2 separate regions of the Homo sapiens genome follow, and region 2 is linked to region 1. A link is an interaction called in ENCODE POLR2A ChIA-PET data of the cell type or tissue named here. Cell type or tissue: PC-9. All regions are shown on one strand. Each heading gives the region's core, and the rest is flanking DNA. Links, peaks and the distances in the headings are about the cores only. Region 1 overlaps WNT7A (Wnt family member 7A). Region 2 has its middle 34 kb from the start of HDAC11.

What was found. ChIA-PET counts read pairs that join two places held together with the same protein. Peaks named below come from ENCODE experiments on the same cell type or tissue, not always from the same donor. Only the 100,000 strongest peaks of a DNase experiment are listed, where the experiment ranks them.
Region 2: POLR2A ChIA-PET joins it to region 1 with 8 read pairs; 1 of 35 experiments calls an interaction of 5 or more read pairs at or near these places.

Annotation. Positions count from the first base shown.
Region 1 is chr3:13,851,217-13,856,216 of GRCh38, forward strand. It overlaps WNT7A (Wnt family member 7A), which reads right to left. Exons shown (of 4, transcript NM_004625.4): 3 at 3,316-3,587. Among named protein-coding and RNA genes, the nearest start is that of WNT7A, 26 kb to the right of the region's middle. RefSeq lists enhancers at 1,354-1,858, 1,980-2,949, 2,531-3,730, 2,950-3,917. In PC-9, for the core only: no CTCF peak of the experiment used is centred there; DNase peaks (open chromatin) are centred at 1,645 and 2,855; H3K27ac peaks cover 4,672 bases.
Region 2 is chr3:13,510,679-13,518,114 of GRCh38, forward strand. No RefSeq gene overlaps it. Among named protein-coding and RNA genes, the nearest start is that of HDAC11, 34 kb to the left of the region's middle. RefSeq lists enhancers at 2,386-2,545, 5,292-6,220. In PC-9, for the core only: no CTCF peak of the experiment used is centred there; DNase peaks (open chromatin) are centred at 3,193 and 3,693; H3K27ac peaks cover 2,056 bases.

The DNA.
Region 1 (5,000 bases), core at 1-5,000:
AAGCACTGCCCCACCAAAGCCTCTTCTGGGCACCTCTGGCCTAAGACAAAGTCCCACTCCTTGTTCTGGCATTCAAGGCTGTGTGTTAGGATCTAGCCCCTCTGCAGCCTCGTCACTCGTCCTCCCCACCCTCGGCCACACGGAGCCCCCACAGCATGCTGTTAGGACTTCATGCTTTTGAACATGCCTGTGCTGCCTGAACTGCCCTCTTCCTTCCTGATGCCTCGTCCACCTGGACTCCTTATCCTTCAAAGCCCTGCTAAGAGTTCCCTTCTTCTGCCTAGCACTCTTAGACTTCAAGAGGAAACAAACCACTCTTCCTCTGACCTCTTTTCTTCACTTTCTGTATCACGTTTCTCCTACAGTGTGTAGCCCTGAATCACAATTTTTGCTTCTTGTACCTGATTCTCTCACTAGACTGAACGTCTAGTCTTGAGGGCAAAAACTGTGGGTAGTTAATTTCCTTGCGGCCAAAAGGCTGGAAAGAAATTATTCAAAGCCACAAAGATTCCACCATCCAAAGATTTCAGCACAATGCTTCTGACTCTTCCCTTCCTCCCAACTGAGGAGCCTATGATTCCACACATCATACGCTAGGATGTGAACTTCGTATTCTGGGACCCCCGACCTGAGCGGCCACTGATTTCAATCCAAAGTACAAAGGCCCCGAAATGCCAATAGGGGAAACTATAATTCTAAAATCACCTCGCCAAAAGATATTGGCACCTAACCATTCTGATTCGGCCTGCAGACCACACAATTGACGAGACAATGAGGGAAAGGAGGGGATGCCCTGCAGCTTCCTTGCGGTGTTGCCCCTGCCCCATGGCCCACATCCTGCTGGGCTTAGACTCAAACTGGGGACCTGTGAGGGCAGGACGCCCCTGCAGCATTTATTCTCCTTCGACTGCCAGGGGAGTTGGGGGCTCCCCTTCAGCCCAGGGGCAGCCCCTCATCAGGTCTGCAGAAGCCACATGGTGCACCCCCCCACCCCAGCCTCCCCGCTTCCCCTTCTCTCACACCAGCTGCCAACAAGCCCCAGAGCCTGTGGTCAGGTTGAGTCTTGTTTCCTCATGGCAGGAGTGAGGGAGCGGGTGATAAACACATCTGCGAGCCTTTCCGAGGCTCTCAGCCAGGAGCAGCAGTAGGCTGGCCCCATTGCTCCTGTCGGTTTCCCAGCCCTGCCATGCGTGGAGCCCATGGCAGCCTGTTGGGAGGGGGCTTCTGGGGTGGGGTCCCATGCCTTTGAGTAAATGGCGTGTTGCAAAATCCTGGGGAACTGACTGGCACCGGTCGGAACAAGGAGTGGGTCATAGTCCCAATCGACAGATGTGGAAACTGAGGTCGCAAGAGGGGCTGGAACCCACAGCAGCTGGCGGCTGTCTTTGTTCCTGCCCTCGTCGGGGCCCTTGGGGTGTCCCATGGCAGCAAGTGAGGGACTGGCCACTTGGGGCTAGGCTGGAAGACCACCTCACCGTGCTCTGGCTGAGTGGTGTGTGTGGTCACTGACCTGAGTCCCCACAGGTCAGCTGGTACCCTCTCTGAGCCTCCATTTCCATCCCTGTAGCACAAAGGGGCGGGACGGGTGTGACTCAGCCCTTTCTCTGCATACACCGGGGAGTCCACAGTCCCACCTCTTGGCTCAGGAAATACATAGTGTCTGTAGAAGTGCTTTTCTAGAAAGCCATCCCCAAAGGTCCTCCCTAACCAGAGAGCACTGGGCAGGCAGGAGGATGTATGGCCCTCTACTGAGCTTTCCTGAGATGGGAGGGCTGTTCCTGCTCAAAAACATCAGGTCAGGCCTGGCCTGCACTCCACTCATACCCAGCTCCTGACCCCACTCAAAGTAGCCCTCTGCCTCCCAAGGGTCTATGACTTCTGCCCCACAGTGGCTCCCCAGCAACCACAAGGCACTCATCCATTCACTCCATACATATTTGTAGAGTGCCTACTGTGTGCCACGCTCTGGAGTGCTGCTGTGTCTGAGACAGCCCAGGCCTCTGTCCTCGGTATGCTTAAAGTCTAGAGAGGGGAGAAAGCCACGGAACAAGGCAAACTCGGAGAAAAGGCTAGGAAGGAATGTAAAGGGAAACCTCTCTGGGGAGAGGACATCATGGCTGAAACCTGAAGGACAAGGACATGGCAGCCACAGGCAGATCTGGGGGCAGAACACAAGGCTGCACTCTTCGGCCCCAACCTGCAGGGGTTCCCTTTTCAGGGCCTCACAGACTAGCCAGTGTGGTCCCTAACTGGCCCCCTGCCCCTACCTCTGGGTCTGTGTCCATTCCTCCCCCACTCACCAGATCTTGGCTGCTTCCACCTCCTTTCCCTGCCTAGCCAAACCTCGCTCATCTCTCGAGGCCTGTCTCCTCCAGGAAGCCCACTGAGATTGGTCTTACAGCCTCTGACAGTTCCCAGTGTCTGTGTTGCCCACGGGCTCATGGCAGTATGACAGAGCAACAGCCACAAGCCTCATGCCCAGTGGAGCTGTGTGGCTCACAGAACACACTCCCACGGGATCCATCCTGACCCTGACTTGCTGCGGGCCACGTGCTATTCTCTCCTTTAATTCTCACCATGGCCCAGCCAGGGAGCCGTGGGTGAGGAAATTGAGGCTGGGAGAGGGAAGCCACGTGTCCTCCTCCTGTCTGCCTCAAGGAAGTGAGGGCTTCAAGGCAGGAGGGAGCCTGGGACCTGGGACCTGCAGGGTGATTGGACCACAAAAACAGGGAGGAGGGAGCAGCTGGGACCACTGCAGGGATGCACCACCCTGGGCAGGAGCTCCCAGCCATGAGACTAGACAGGCAGGGCCTGGTAATTTCCCCCAGGACACCATCCTGGGGCAGACCAGGTGAGCAATTCCCCTGTGTGACTCACCAAGGCCACCTGTGAGGCTCTGACACACAGGATGTGGCCAGAAGCCTGAGAAGAGGGAGGAAGGGAAGGAGGGACGGAGGGAAGGAGGGAGGGAGGGAGAGAAAAAAGGAGGGAGAGAGGCAGGAAGGGAGCAAGGGAGAAAGGCTAATTTGGTCCCTCCCAAGGATAAGAGTTCACATCTGTCCCTCTTTCCATCTTGCTGAGTAACATTCAATTCGTCTTAAGGCAGACTCAATTATCCAACCTCTTCAGTAACTGACAAGCTTCGTGCCATACACAAATCCTGACCAGCTACAAGCTGATGCCAGCACCAAGCAGAATGAGGCTGAGGGCAGAGCCCTGTGGCTCCTCAACAGACACCCAGCACCAGATGTTACAAACAAGCCATTTTGCAGCATCTCCGCGAGCGCCGCCCAGCTGCCCTCCCTGGCTTCCTACCTTTCGGCCTGCCTCGTTGTTGTGCAAGTTCATGAGAGTCCGGGCATTCTGCTTGATCTCCCGGGCATCCACAAAGACCTTGGCGAAGCCGATGCCGTAGCGGATGTCGGCAGAGCAGCCACCCCACTTCCAGCCCTCGTCCCGGTGGTACTGGCCTTGCTTCTCTTTGTCGCAGCCACAGTCGCTCAGGTTGCCCTGGGTACAGGCAGCTGTGATGGCGTGGGCCACGCCGGCGGCAATGATGGCGTAGGTGAACGCAGCCTCCCGGCTCCCTGCGAGGAGGAGAGAAGAGGAGACAAGTTGGGGTCAGGTCCCAAGCATCTGAGAGGAGGCTGGGCCTGACTGAAGAGTGAGGCTGAGCTCAATGCAATGGCTCTCCAAAGCTCGACTGAGTACCCGTTCCTAACTTCCAACAAAGCTCCCTTTTAGGGTGATGAGCTGAGCACCTCCCATTACACACACATCCATTCAACCCCAGAACCTGGGGAGTCAACTGGGCAGTAAAGGAGGAAGGTATGTGGGCTGGTTGCCCAGGATCTGGAAGGCCAGATGTGGGGGACCCCTCTAGCCCATCAGTCCCCACTCCCCACTCCTGAGCACACTTGACGTAACCATGTAAACTGCACACGTGCATAAAGCTCACAGCATCGTAAAGCAGCGTTTCCCCAACACCCACAGAGGACACTGGCTCTGGGGCCAGAAGGCCTGAGTTTAAATCCCAGGAACATCAATCCCTGGATCTGTGACTATTGGCCAAGGACTACTCCTCCCTGCATCTCAGTCTCTCTGGCTGTAAAATGGGGACATATCATTGGTAACTTTCTCATGGCAATGAGGGAGAATGAGTTTGTCCATGGAAAGCTCTTGGCCCCATGTTTCATTCATGGAACCTGACTGCACCCTACCTCTTGTTTTCGTGGCCACTACTACTCTTTCTGTGTGTCACCTGCTATTTCAGATGTCCATCCCCTCCCTTCTTCTGTGGCCCCCTCACTGGACTGTGAGTATCTCCAGTGGTAGGGCAGGGTCCTGAGCAGCTGGGGTGCAGGAGACAGCGTGGGACAGGCAGTCACTCAGAGTTGGCCTAAATATGGTGCTGCCACCTCGCCTCTTAGCCTCTTTGGGCCTCAGTCTCCTCACCTGCAAAATGGGTTCAAGGGCTACGTCTGCTTTACAGGGTGAAGACTGACCAAAGCAACCTATGGGAAGCCCTGTGTGTGGTATAAGCCCTGAGGAGCACTGGGCAAGTTCACTCTCATGTAGCCTGGGTGGGTTTCAGGGAAGGCACCTGGAAGAAGAGGCCCTGGAACCCAGAGCAGGCAAAGGGGGGCCAGAGAAGGTGTTTCAGAATGCCAGGATGGAGACGGCTTAAGCAGCAAGTGAGGAGGCAGATGACTTGCTCCAAGTTGCTTCCAGCCTCAGGTCACTCTGTCCCATGCTCAGGGAGGTCCTTCCCCACCCACCTTCTCATTCACCTTGGGACCTCCCTCCCCAGGAGGGGGAGACAGACACAAACAACTTGTCCCCCCACCCCATCGCTGCCCTCCCACCCTGCAGAAGGTAGGCCTGTCCACCTGCTGGACTGGACAGCTTCCCCATGCCAGGGCTGTCTTTGCCGTGGCGTGCCATGCCAGCCCACCCATGGTGTCCCTGCTAACACAGAGGCTCTGGAGTCAGAATGCTTG
Region 2 (7,436 bases), core at 1,214-6,213, 340 kb before region 1:
TGGTCTCGAACTCCTGACTTCAGGTGATCCGCCCGCCTCGGCCTCCCAAAGTGCTGGGATTACAAGCGTGAGCCACCGCGCCCAGCTGACGGTGGTCTTCTGAAAGAAAGAGGTAGCGTGCCCAGTGCATGCACACTCTGGGAGCCAGGGCAGCAGATTCAAGTCCCACTGCTGCCTCTACCCTCCATGTGACCTTGGACAGGTGACAGCTCCTCGTGCCTCAGTTTTCCCATCCGTCAAATGGGGTTCACACTAGCACCGGCCTCACAGAGTGGTTGTGAGAACGAATGAACCCATTTAAGCATCAGAACTGCACCTAATCAGCCTCAGCTCTTGTATCACTGAGGGGCAGGGGTTGCCAACATTACTGTAATCAACGCCTCCACCTTTATTTACCCTGCAAAGCAGTACAGTAAGTCCACATTTAAGTCCTTGATAGGTTCTTGGAAACTGACTTTAAGTGAAACCACATGAAATCGTTTGAATCAGGCCAGGCCAGTGGTTCACACTTGTAATCCCAGCACTTTGGGAGGCTGTGGACGGGTCACCTGAGGTCAGGAATTCAAGACCAGCCTGGCCAACATGGTGAAATCCCGTCTCTACTAAAAATACAAAAATTAGCCAGGCATGGTGGTATGTACCTGTAATCCCAGCTACTGGGGAGGCTGAGGCAGGAGAATCGCCTGAACTGGGGAGCTGGAGGTTTTAGTGAGCTGAGATTGTGCCACTGCACTCTAGCCTGGGCGACAGATTGATTGGGATTCCATCTCAAAAAAAAAAAAAAAGTTTGGATCTGTGTCCCCTTCCAAATCTCATGTTGAACTGTAATTTCACATAATCCCCAATGTTGGAGGTGAGGCCTGGTGGGAGGTGATTGGATCATGGGGGTGGTTTTCTTATGAAAGGTTTAGTATCATCCTCTTGGTACTGTCCTCATGACAGTGAGTGAGTTGTCATGAGATGTGGTCATTTAAAAGTGTGTGGTACCTCCCTCCTCTGTCCCTTGCTCCTGCTCTGGCCATGTGACCTGTGGGCTCCCTCTTTGCCTTCCGCCACGATTGTAAGTTTCCTGAGGCCTCCTCAGGAGCGGAGCAGATGCAGGCACTATGCTTCCTGTAGAGCTGCCAAACCCTGAGCCAATTAACCCTCCTTCCTTTATAAATTATCCAGTCTCAGGTATTTCTTTATAGCAGCTGGAGAACGGACTAACACACCAGCTATAACAAAACCAATTTTACCATAGGCTAATTGATATAAACAAGAGTTCAGTTCCTACAGCGTATTTTTGGTCACAAAAACAACATCAAACTTCTCTAATACGAAGCACCTCTAATATTAAACATTGAAATAAATGTGAGGTGTACATACATTTAAGAAAGACTAGTAAAAACAAGATATGTACCCACTTATTCCAGTCTCGGCTCTAGGGTGGCTGGAGCCTGTCCCAAGAGCACAAGATGGGAACCAGCCCTGAGCTGGATATCACCCCATTATCACTATAGGGCACACTCACAGACACGCTCACACTCAGACTGGGGCCATGTAGACACACTGGTTCACCTAACACCCACATCTTCAGGATGTGGGAAGAAGCCAGAGTACGTGGAGGGAACACATGCAGACGTTGGGGGAACATTGCAAACTCCACACAGACAGCGGGCATGGCCAGAAATCGACATTTTTTTCTTATCAACGAGACGATGTTGAACAAAACGATGTTATTTGAGGACCTGCTGTATTCAGTGACTTCTCTGCTATTTTCTGGGTGCCAGGCCCTGTGTTGGGTGCCAGCACACAGACCGTGTCTTCCCTCCTACTGGTCTCCAAGTTTCTCCAGACCTGTTGCATCTCTGGGTCATTTGAGGACAGGATGAGGGTCTAGAGGGCCAGTGTGGGAAGGATTCTCATGGCCCATGCAGTCCAACGTCTCCTTGCACAGACAGGGAAACTGAAACCCAGAGAGAGCAGGAGCCTTGGGCCGAGCAGGAGCTGGGACCCACGGGGAGGTGGGTTCAGCAGGGCAGTGTCCACAGCGAGTAGAGCTTGGGTCTAGCTGCTTGGGTCTAGCTGTGCTGCCTTGGGTGAGGCAACCACCATCTTGAGCCTCAGCCGTTTCCCCCATCAGATGCCCTGGCACGTGGCAAATGCTCAGTTAATTTTAGCTAATAATATTACCTAAGTCAGAGTGAGAAAGGACTTTCTCATAGCCAGAACTGTTCACAGAGCACCATGATAGTGGCCAGTGCAGAAGGAGCGCTTGCTAGTTTTGGCACACTCTAGGCACCACGCTTGTATCAAATGGCTTTGTCCTCACGTAACTATGTTTTGCAGATGAGGAAAGGGGACTGGGGGAGGTTTGATGGCCCCCCAAGGCTCTCCCAGCCAGGGTGGTAGAGCCCGGGGCTGACACCTAGCTGGCCGCAGTCACCCCCACACTGGGTGCCCTGTGGGGTGTGACCTCTCACACCCCTCAAAGGGGTGCAAGTGGAGGCTTGGGGCTGTGGGAACCATCTGGGACTTCCCAGTTTCTGGGACTTTCCTAGCCCCTGCCAACCCTGAGAGGCTGAGTTTCTCAGGGTGTGCCCTGGTCTTGGAACCAGAGGGAAGGGATCAAGTGTGAGGGGGGCTCCTGCTGTGGCAGTGGGGAGTGTGCAGGGGCCTTGCCAGAGGCCCGCTCCCTTCTGGGACCCTCCAGCCAGTGTGCGCATTCCACCGGTTGTCTCGGTAACCGATACCAGGCGGCCAGACAAAGTTACCGTGTGTGTCTGGGAGGCTATTTTGTCTAATATGCTAAAAGGCCTTTGGAAATTCCTGGAGCCCATCTGGTCCTAGTTACCCCACAATATTGCTGCCTCTTCAGCTCACAGACAAGGGAACAGTTTTATTTCTCCTTTTGGAGCTCAGGAATGTGCCTTAAACACGAGCCGGCAGACGCCCACTTGGTGCACGAGTTCCTTGGTCACGTGTCACACTCATCGTCCTTTAAAAAAGGACTGCTGCTCTTTCCCCTTGGCTCCCCAATCCCAAAGGGTCCCTCCCAACCCCATTACCTAGAGAGTGATGTGGGGAGGGCAGATGCTTCGGGGGTGGGCCCGCCTGACTGCGATGTGCCCGGCCTCTGCGTTTTCTCTCCTGTGTCCTGGGGATGGGAACTCCTGAGAATGGAATGCAGCCTGGTGTGTGGTAGGTGTTTGGTACATGCAGGTTTCCCAGCTGGCTCTGTGAACTTAAGTAGGTCCCTTGACCCATCCAAGCCCCAGTAGCCTGCTCTGTAAAACCGGGCTGGAAAGTGTGGTACAGGAGTTTAGGAAGGTCTCAGCCACACCAGGGGATGTGGATGATTGGTCCTTACTCACCCGGCGCTTCTGCCCACCCATGGCTGCCTCCAGAGGGTGTGAACACATCCAGGGCTGCACATCTGAAGCCTCTCTTGCGGGCAGAAGAGATGTCTTCAGGTCCAGCTGCTCCCATGCTTTTTGCGGGGCCGGAGTGTGTTTCTTCCCTGGAGTTCTTGTCCCTTTGGGTTTTTCGGGTTCCTCTGGCCGCAGTGCCCAGAGGCTGGGTGTGGCCGCTCCAGGCTGGCTGAGTCTTGGCAGCTGCCCTACATGGTTGCCTGGGGCCAGGTGACATCCTTCTTGCTTCCTTGAAGAGCTCCCTCTCCCCAGTCCCAGGCTGGAACAGTCACAGTGCCCTGCCCACCTAGGCTATGATTCCAGGGGCTGTGTAAGTGTGTGATTCAAGCTCAGATAACCCTAGACCAGGCTTCTTCCAGGCTGGGCAGGCCTGCACCTCCATCCCCTGCATGGCTAGACGTGGCATGTACTTGTTTTATGAACCATGAGCTCAGTGGCTTGTGTGCCCTCCAAGTGGAAGCTTTAAGAGCCAGTGTGCGATTCTCCACAACCCCTTTGCCACAGCGATGGAGGGAGCACATTTCAAGCTGTAGCCCCCGACAGTCTGGGTCCCTGAAATCCCAGATGACTCAGGTCTCCCAGTCAAACCAGGGCTGACATCCAGTGTGAGCGATAAATAAACCTTGATTGTTTAAGCTCCTGATGCTTAAGGGTGGTTTGTTTCTGCAGCATAACCTTACTGATATCAGCCTGGCTGATACACTTTCCATTTCCCTGATCATAGGGATGGTTTAGAGATATCATGTGACTCAAGAGTCCTTACATTACTTTTACATTTTGAGTGGAAGAGGAAGGACTTTATCTTCTGAGTTATCAAGTTTTAGAGAAGCCATATTTCCCACCACAAACAGAAAGCCTGTCTGAGGTATGAAATAGTAAAACGAAGGGAGAAAAAGAAAAAACATGATGGAAAAGAGGGAATTCTGGTGATGTCAAGATAGGGCTGCCATGAGCATCTGCACAGGTTGTGCACTGCACAACTCTCGAGGCTGCTGTTACACGGTAATCACAGTAGATTTGTGTATTGATTAAAATAATTTTCTAGTAGGCACTAGTAAAGTATTTTGAAGAAGTGGAGCCTTTTTCTAATTTGCAAACAATTGCTGCAAAGGCTAGTGACCATGCCATAATCAAGACCCTGATTTTAATCCTTGAGTCCCCAGAGCTTCTCTAGCTCGATAAGTACTTGGTGTAATTTATTATTTTGGTGAATTCCCTTTGTTGTTAAGTTCTGCTCACAGCAGAACCATTGATAACTCAGACACTCACAAGATGCATCAAGCTTATTTTCTACTTTCCAGAGCAAACCCTTAGCGCTTTTAGAAATAACAGCTCAACAATAAGAGAGAGACAGAACAACCGTTAAATGCAGACATAAGAACAAGAATAACAACAAAATATCAGTTTGGGGCCATTTGTGTAGGTGCAAGTAACGTTCCCTATCTCACTGAGCACCAAGACCTTCACTGTACTGGTCTGTGGCCTGAAAATGGTTCACCATGGTAATTAACGCAGAGAAGACATTGTGTAGACTTCATGTCCTCTTAAAATAGTTAAATTATAACTGTGTTGTTGTCTAAAAGGAAAGACCAAAATTATCTAGAGAGTTCTCATCTGTGTGGCTTAAGCTAGATGAATAACGTATCATTGTAAAAGGATAGTGTCAGCCAAGGTCCAGCCCCCAGCTGTCCCCAGTGTAGGAGGTGGCCCCACTGGCAGCATCCCTGACACCACTCTGACCTGCTCAGGACAGCTCTTTCTCACTCCCCTAAATGCCAGGAGTTTCCAGAAAAAGTCTGGGGGAGGCTGTGGGCTCTGGGGTCAGACACTCTGGGGTGGGGTCCCTTTCCAGCAAGGTGACTCTCAGCAAGTGGTTCCCCGACTCGGAGCCTCGGCTACCGCTTCTCTAAAATGGCAATGGCCATACCCACCTGGGGGGCCATTGGGAGGGTCGGGCGGGCCTGGGAATGACCCAGCACACAGTAGGTGCTCAATGAGAAGCAGCTGGCACCAAGGTGGGATCTGGGTGAGTTCAGAGCCCAGGCACGAGGGCTCAGAATCTCAGCTCGGCCTTGCTGAGTGCTTGGGCGATTCACTTCGTCTCCCAGAGCCCCAGTTTCCTCAGCTCAAACTGAGATCCCCAGGGAGTTGAAACAAGCAAGCATTCTTGAGACTGTGTGTTTCCTTGCCTGTTCTTCCTGCCAGGCAGTAAAGGGGCAGGATTGGGTCTGTCCCTGACTCGACCCCCGGAACAGGGCCTGCGGTGCTTAGTAGGCGCTTGGTAAAGACTCAGTCATTTGCTCCAGTCGGGAGGGAAGTTGGCTGGTGCCTGCTGGGGGGCTCCCCCTGCCCTTCTGACTGTGGGGAGCAGGCCCAGAGCCGACTTTGGCCAGGCCGGGGTAGAGGCCTGCTTCTGCCATCCCTGGTGGGCCCCAGCGTCTCCTCTGAATCCCCACCCTGCTCCTGAGCAAGTGCTCCCATCCCCCACCCTGCTCTGGCGGCTTGGCATAGGTGGGACACCAAGCCTGGAGCTCCCGGCTGCTCCAGCCACCCGAGCCAGCCCCACAATTGTTTTTCCACCTGGAGCGTCCAAGGAGTTGCTGGCAGCCAGGCCAGGCGGGGGAGGCGGGGGGCGGTGTTGGAGGAGACATCAGTGGGCGTGGGAGGAACAGGCTTCACCCTTTCCATCCACAGGGGTACCGGTACTGGGATAAACTGGACGGCACTGGTCAGGGCCCACTTTCCTTTGACCTTAGGTGAATGACTTAACCGCCCCAGTCTCATTTACTTCATCCATAAAATGGGGATAATATTAGTAGCTGCCTCTTGGGGTTGCTGTGAGGAATAAATGCGTCAGCTCATGTAAAGCACTCAGAACCATGCCCAGAAGCAAGTGGTCTTGATGGCAGCCCTTGCTATAGGCACTCTAGGCTGGATGCGAGGGTTCTGCCGCACACAGCTGCCTGGTGTGGGCCAGCCACGTCCACTGTCTCTGCGTACCATGTGCACCCACAGCAAGCCTCCGGAGGTGACAGCCCCTCACAGAAGCTGCAGGAAGTAGAAGCGGAGTGGGTGGCAGCTCCCTCCCTTGCTTCCTCAGCTTTCTCTCCCCTTCTTTCTTCCACCAGCCTGGCAGGTGCCCCCAGAGGCAGGGGATGGGTCCCCTGACCTCGGGGAGGACCCCCAGCCCCATCAGCCGCGGAAATGGTGGACCCGCGGGCCCTGGGCTACTGCCATGCTGCAGCCCTCGGAGGAACTGAGCAGGGACAGGGCCAGCCTGGGTCACCCGATGCAGCTGCACAGATGTCAGGCCCGGCATAGCCGAGGTGTGGTCAGGCTAGGTTCCCCTGGGCCCCGCTATGGGAACAGGCTGTCCCGACAGCCTGGCTGCCATCCCTTGCTGCTGTTGTTTGGAAGATAGAGCAGTCATCAGCCCCAGCCCCCGGCAGCCCCACCCTCCCCTCGGCTTCTGCAGCTCCCAGGCCTGGGACAGTCCCTGGCTGACCCAGGTTGTGCACTGGGTGGCCTGAGGCAGGCCCTGACCCTCTGTCGGCCTCCATCTTTTACCTCTACTGAGAAACCGGGGGCGGAGCCCTCTGTCCCTGCTGCCCTTCCAACTCAAGGCCCAGGAAAAAGGACAGGAGGCACATGGTGGGGTCCGGGGCCAGGGTGCTCACATGTGCTTAGTGAGCACCAGGAGCCACCTTAGAAGGAAGGTGAGGGATCTGTAACCTTGGTCAGGACAGCCACACAGGAACTGTCTCCTGGACCCAGGAGGAGCAGCAGGACCCAGCCTTCTAGGCAGCAAGGGAAACTGAGGCAGGAGCCCAGTTATAGGGCCTAATAAACTTGATCCAGGAGGAGGCAGCTACTGCGTGGAGACTTGGGCTCCAAGGTCCTTGTGAATCCAGGGTCCAAGACCATCGACCTCCAGCCCTACCCACTGATGGGAAGGAGGCTGCCATCTTTCCCATGCCCGCTCAAGTGAGGCTCAGGCCCCAAGCATGGCAGGCTGGTTTCAGG